2 separate regions of the Homo sapiens genome follow, and region 1 is linked to region 2. Evidence: read pairs that join two places in POLR2A ChIA-PET (ENCODE). Cell type or tissue: Caco-2. All regions are shown on one strand. Links, peaks and the distances in the headings refer to the core of each region. The heading gives the core; the rest is flanking DNA. Region 1 overlaps ENTPD3 (ectonucleoside triphosphate diphosphohydrolase 3). Region 2 holds the start of RPL14 (ribosomal protein L14).

Region 1 (2,911 bases), core at 212-2,711, 65 kb before region 2:
AGACAGGCAGATCACTTGAGCCCAGGAGTTCGAGACCAGCCTGGCCAACATGGTGAAACCCTGTCTCTATTAAAAATACAAAAATTGGCTGCCGTGGTAGCAGGCACCTGTAATCTCAGCTATTCAGGAGGCAGAGGCAGAAGAATCGCTTGAACCTGGGAGTTGGAAGCTGCAGTGAGCCAAGATCACGGCACAGCACTCTAACCTGGGCGATAGAGTGAGACTCCATCTCAAAAAAAAAAAAAAAGAAAAGAAAAAGAAAAAAGTAAAACAAATGTTATTGTAATTCATCTCAGGGATAACCAAAATATCAGAAAACTAGACCATGCATACCCTCCCTGCAACACTGTTTTAGTACACAATTTGTGAGGAAGGGCAAATAGGTATTGTTTGTGCTTCCCCAAAACTGGGGAGAAGGGGAGCTTATTTGCTACTCCATCTTAGAAGTGTGGGTCTCGCTAACACCAGAGAAGGTGGTTTATGCACCTGATTATGGGGCCAGTCCATCAATTCTACAAAGAATACCAGTGCCTGGTTTTTACCTCCCCCTCAAGTGTCTTCTGGGTCTTCTCATTTTAGGCCTCAAGGCCCTCTACCGAACTCCAACCATCATTGCCTTGGTGGTCTTGCTTGTGAGTATTGTGGTACTTGTGAGTATCACTGTCATCCAGATCCACAAGCAAGAGGTCCTCCCTCCAGGACTGAAGGTAAGTGTGAAGGGACTGGCAACAAAGGGAAGAAATGAGCATAAAGGGGAAGAAATCAATTATTCCAAAACCATGAGTTAGAAGAGCAGAAAATCCTTTCCCCCCATCTCTGGCTGAAGCCAGGAGAAGTTAGTGTAAGACGCAAGGGAGAAGGTCTGGACATGCTGGGTTTGTGATATTTGAGGCTACAAATTGAGGGTAGTGACTGACACCTTCTCCAAGGACTGTGTAGTCTTGCTTTGACTTCTGACTTCAAAGCTAAAATTTGTAACCAAGAGTTGCAGATAGCTATCAAAGATTTACCAGTTCAGCCAGGTGCGGTGGCTCACGCCTGTAAGGCACTTTGGGAGGCTGAGGCAGGTGGATTGCTTGAGTCCACGAGTTCGAGACTAGCTTGGGCAACATGGTGAAACCCATCTCTATCAAAAAAAAAAAAAAAAAATTTACCGGTTAGTGCACTTTCCATTTTGACCAGTTTATCTGTTCTCCCAACCACACAACCCTGATAATGAGTAAAGACCGAGGCTGAGCACAGTGGCTCATGTCTGTAATTCCAGCACTTCGAGAGGCCGAGGAAGAAGGATTGCTTGAGCCCAGGAGTTCAAGACCAACCTGGGCAATATAGAGAGACTCCATCTCTACCAAAAAGAAATTTTTCCAAAAAAAGGAAAAAAGAAGTCAAGACCAGGAGACCCAGGCACCTCTTCTAGCCTAGGCTGAGTGAACAAAAAATCAAGAACTTGAGAAGGTCTCCTTGAGCTCTATTTGTGCTGCTACTCTTGAGTCTAGAACATGTGCTGTGTTCCTTCCAACACTTCCCTCAACAACACCCCCCCGGCAAAAAAAAAAAAAAAATTACTCAGGACCTTGTGCTTAGTCCCAGAGGCCCCTCTTAGTTCTCAACAAGTCCATCCCCAAATGATCTTTAGGCTCAGAATCATAATATATCCCCAGGCTTGGCTCTGAGGGTGCCCTTGGAGACAGGAGGTGATTCCATGAGAGGCTGACAAGGGAAAGATGAAGCAAGTTGATGAGTCCTTCAATCATTTTGGGTAGGGGTCAGCAAACATTTCTCATAAAGGGTCAAATAGTATATATTTTAGGCTTTGAGGTCCATTTATAGTCTCTGTTTTATAACTCTTCTTTGTTTTTTGACTCATTAAGAATGTACAAACCCTTCTTAGCTGTGCCATAGGGACCAGGTAATTCAGCCATGTTCTTTGAATCTCATTTAACATTTACACTTGACCTCACAAGTCTTTTCCATATCTTCCTGCTGTTAGTGACTATTCAAAGGTAATATTTGAAATACATAGACATTTTTAAAAGAAAAGAAACTAATATTGTTTTGGACTCTAAGGATGGGTTTGAGCTAACATTCTAAGGCAGCTTTTCTAAAAGATTAGAGTAAAATCTCCATTAGATAATATAATAGCATTTGGTTCCTTGATAGGATATTTTATTTAAGAATCTCAGCCCTCATGAATAATGTGAATTAAAAATTAAAAAAAAACCTTATGCAATCACCCAATAATGAGAAGAAAGCAAATTACCCAGTTGTCCAAAGATATTAGCTGAGGCCTAAAAGAAGGTGTTTTCCCAAGCTCCAGGCACTGCCTTCTACAAACTACTGTATATAAAATTGGGACTTTGGGAGGCCGAGGCGGGCGGATCACGAGGTCAGGAGATTGAGACCGTCCTGGCTAACGTGGTGAAACCCCATCTCTACTAAAAATACAAAAAATTAGCTGGGCGTGGTGGTGGGCGCCTGTAGTCCCAGCTAGCTACTCAGGAGGCTGAGGCAGGAGAATGGCGTGAACCCGGGAGGTGGAGGTTGCAGTGAGCTGAGATAGTGCCAACTGCATTCCAGCCTGGGCAACAGAGCGAGACTCTGTCTCAAAAAAAAAAAAAAAAAAAAAAAAAAGGAACTGCAACTAAGAGTAATATATTTTTTATTTTTTATTTTATTGTTATTATTTTGTGAGACGGAGTCGTGCTCCGTCACCTAGGCTGGAATGCAGTGGCATGATCTTGGCTCGCCCCAACCTCTGCCTCCACAGTTCAAGTGATTCTACTGCCTCAGCCTCCCAAGTAGCTAGGATCACAGGTGCCCACCACCATGCCCAGCTAATTTTTTCTTGCTGTATTTTTAGTACAGATAGGGTTTCACCGTGTTGACCAGGCTAGTCTTGAACTCCTGACCT
Region 2 (2,911 bases), core at 237-2,736:
CATAGCATTTCTACCAAAAATTCACTATCTGAATCCAATGAGGAAAACTCCAACAAACCCATGTTACAAATTTAACAGTTAAATCTAAAACTATCAGTTAAAGACTAGAGACCTGATAAATAATTGCAATTTGTAATCCTCCATTAGATCAAGAGCCTGGAAAAACAATTTTTTTTCCCATTTGCTCCAAGGAACATAGGAGCAACAACTTATAAATTTGAATAAGGACTGAAGGTTAGATAATAGTACTATTGCAATATCAATTTCCTGATTTTGATAAGTGTACTGATGACATAAGAGAATCTCTCTGTTGTTAGGAAATACACATTTTAAGAACGTATAGATAGGCTGGGCATGGTGGCTCACGCCGGTAATCCCAACACTTTGGAAGGCCGAGACGAGAGGATCGTCTTCACTCAGAAGTTAGAGGCTGCAGGGAACCATGATCGCGCCACTGCACTCCAGCCTGAGCGACTGAGGGAGACCCTGTCTCTATAAAAGAATGTAACGCCAGGCACGGCGGCTCACGCCTGTAATCCCAGCACTTTAGGAAGCTGAGGGAGGCAGATCACGAGGTCAGGAGTTCGAGACCAGCCTGGCCAACATAGTGAAACCCTGTCTCTACTAAAAATGCAAAAAAATTAGCCGGCCATGGTGGCGCGCGCCTGTAGTCCCGGCTACTTGGGAGGCTGAGGCTGGAGAATCACTTGAACCCGGGAGGCGGAGGTTGCGGTGAGCCAAGCCCCCGCCACTGCACTCCAACCTGGGCAACAGACCGAGACTCCGTCTTTAAAAAAAAAAAAATGTAGCGATAGAAGGACATCATGTCGGCAATTTCCTTTCAAATGATATAGCACATGCAAAACGTTAACATTTGTGGAATCTAGAAGGGTTTGTGGGAATTATTTGTACTAGTTTAGCAATATTTCTGTAACTGTGAATTACTTGAAAATGAAAGGTTAACAAAGTTACTGAGATTAGGAGAGAACGTGAGGAGCGAACAGACCTAGCCATGAATAACCAACAAATAAAACTCGAGGAAATAAAAAGGAACTCAAATGGCATGCGACCAACGGAAGACATAGCTTCTGTACTCTTAACCCTAAATTACTAAGCGATGACCCTCCTGCAGCTTTCTAATCCAAATCACCAAAAACAATCTCGCCGCCCAACTTTGCCAAAAAGCAACTTAACGCCAGCCGACTCCGCCATGTTTTCCCAGTGAGCTTGCGAGCGCGTGCGTACGCACGCACGCACGCACGCACCAACCAATCGGTGCTCACGTCGGTGACTCGTTACCGCAGGGGCGGTGCGTTCTTCTACACATGCGCAGGGTTGGGCGGGTCTTCTTCCTTCTCGCCTAACGCCGCCAACATGGTGAGTCTTACTGTTGCGGGCTCCGGGGCCGTCGACCATGCCGCTCGACCTCCACCTCCGCTGGGAAGCTGAGGCGCCAAACGGCTCCCAGAGGGTCCCGGGAAGCGCATGGTGAGGGTCCCCGGGCCGGCTGTGCAGCGGAATCGGGCCCTTCCCGGACTCGCGCCCTTCCCGGACTCGCCGCTGGCGAGCGCGTGGAGGGCCCGGCAGGCCTGGCGCGCCTTGGGCCACGCGTGCGCGCCTCCGCCGCTGGAGCTGGATGGCTGATGCGGCTCGTGGTCCGAGAGCCTTGTCCTGCCGTGTGGGCCTTGCGGACCTGGGAGCTGGCGGGCGTTGGGAACCGGGCTTAAGCTACTGAGGCGTTTGCTGATTTCGTCCATCCAGGTTGGCGCCTGGCTCTCGGGCGTTTGTTCCCTGCAGCATTCTTTTTCGCTGAATTTAACCATGTTGTCTTTAGCTGCAGAAGGTGACATATGTAGCGAGTATTTCTAAGTAAGTTTCACTGTCCTTTCTCCTCCAATTTTAGGTGTTCAGGCGCTTCGTGGAGGTTGGCCGGGTGGCCTATGTCTCCTTTGGACCTCATGCCGGAAAATTGGTCGCGATTGTAGATGTTATTGATCAGAACAGGGTAAGTGTCACAACTTTTTACTAAACATGGCAGTGGACATGTGCCCTGCAGATGGCAATAATGAATTGTCTCGATGGCTGTGTAAGATGAGGATGCTATGGGTAGTCGCTTTATTTTACCATTGAGGAAACAGGTAATGGTACGGGTTTTAAGCACAGCCTGAAGTTAGCTATTAGTATTGAATTTCAGTATTAGCCACTTAAGCTAGAGCCAGTTATAGGCTGAAACGTTGGTTAGTTTTAAATGAGTTACTATACGTAAAGTGAGTTTAGAACAGATCCAGCACGTAGAAAGCACTTTTGTATTTACTGCTGTGTATTTGAAACAAGCAAACTAAGGAGTTGACCACTGACTATAAATCAGCAGGGATCAGAGTCCTAAAGTTGCCTGTAAATTACATGTGGTTGGTTTCTATGGGGTACTATATAGTTTAAGAAGGAGCATTTAATGATGTGGAGAAATGTTTGTGTTGAGCAAAAGACATACATATATATAACCCAGATAGGACAATCCTTGTCTTTTCTGAGCAATTTATTAAAATAGTAGTGTGGGTTTGATGGCCCTGAACGGATAAGTAATGTTACAGAACCATCTGACCATTTTAATTGCTGTTAGATTTTGCACTGAAGTTCTTGATGTTTGTGTTCTAGGCTTTGGTCGATGGACCTTGCACTCAAGTGAGGAGACAGGCCATGCCTTTCAAGTGCATGCAGCTCACTGATTTCATCCTCAAGTTTCCGCACAGGTAACTGTCCACTAATCACTCCTCCCTCCCATCCCCAGATTTGTTTATGCTAGTAAAAGTTTGTTTTGGAGTAAACAATACGGAAGATTCAGAGCCATCCTGAAGAGGGATTTGCATCATAGAAGTAGACAGGGATTATTTACTTTTAAAATGTCTTGCCT

What was found. ChIA-PET counts read pairs that join two places held together with the same protein. Peaks named below come from ENCODE experiments on the same cell type or tissue, not always from the same donor. Only the 100,000 strongest peaks of a DNase experiment are listed, where the experiment ranks them.
Region 1: POLR2A ChIA-PET joins it to region 2 with 5 read pairs; 8 of 35 experiments call an interaction of 5 or more read pairs at or near these places.

Annotation. Positions count from the first base shown.
Region 1 is chr3:40,391,444-40,394,354 of GRCh38, forward strand. ENTPD3 (ectonucleoside triphosphate diphosphohydrolase 3) reads left to right here. Exons shown (of 11, transcript NM_001248.4): 3 at 580-707. It overlaps ENTPD3-AS1 (ENTPD3, EIF1B and MYRIP antisense RNA 1), which reads right to left. Exons shown (of 4, transcript NR_040100.1): 4 at 1-1,126. Among named protein-coding and RNA genes, the nearest start is that of ENTPD3, 5.7 kb to the left of the region's middle. In Caco-2, for the core only: no CTCF peak of the experiment used is centred there; no DNase peak of the experiment used is centred there.
Region 2 is chr3:40,455,987-40,458,897 of GRCh38, forward strand. It overlaps RPL14 (ribosomal protein L14), which reads left to right and starts at 1,353. Exons shown (of 6, transcript NM_001034996.3): 1 at 1,353-1,488; 2 at 1,904-2,005; 3 at 2,656-2,750. The coding sequence starts at 1,486. RefSeq lists an enhancer at 1,152-1,446 and silencers at 1,589-1,638, 2,852-2,911. In Caco-2, for the core only: no CTCF peak of the experiment used is centred there; a DNase peak (open chromatin) is centred at 1,305; H3K4me3 peaks cover 2,200 bases.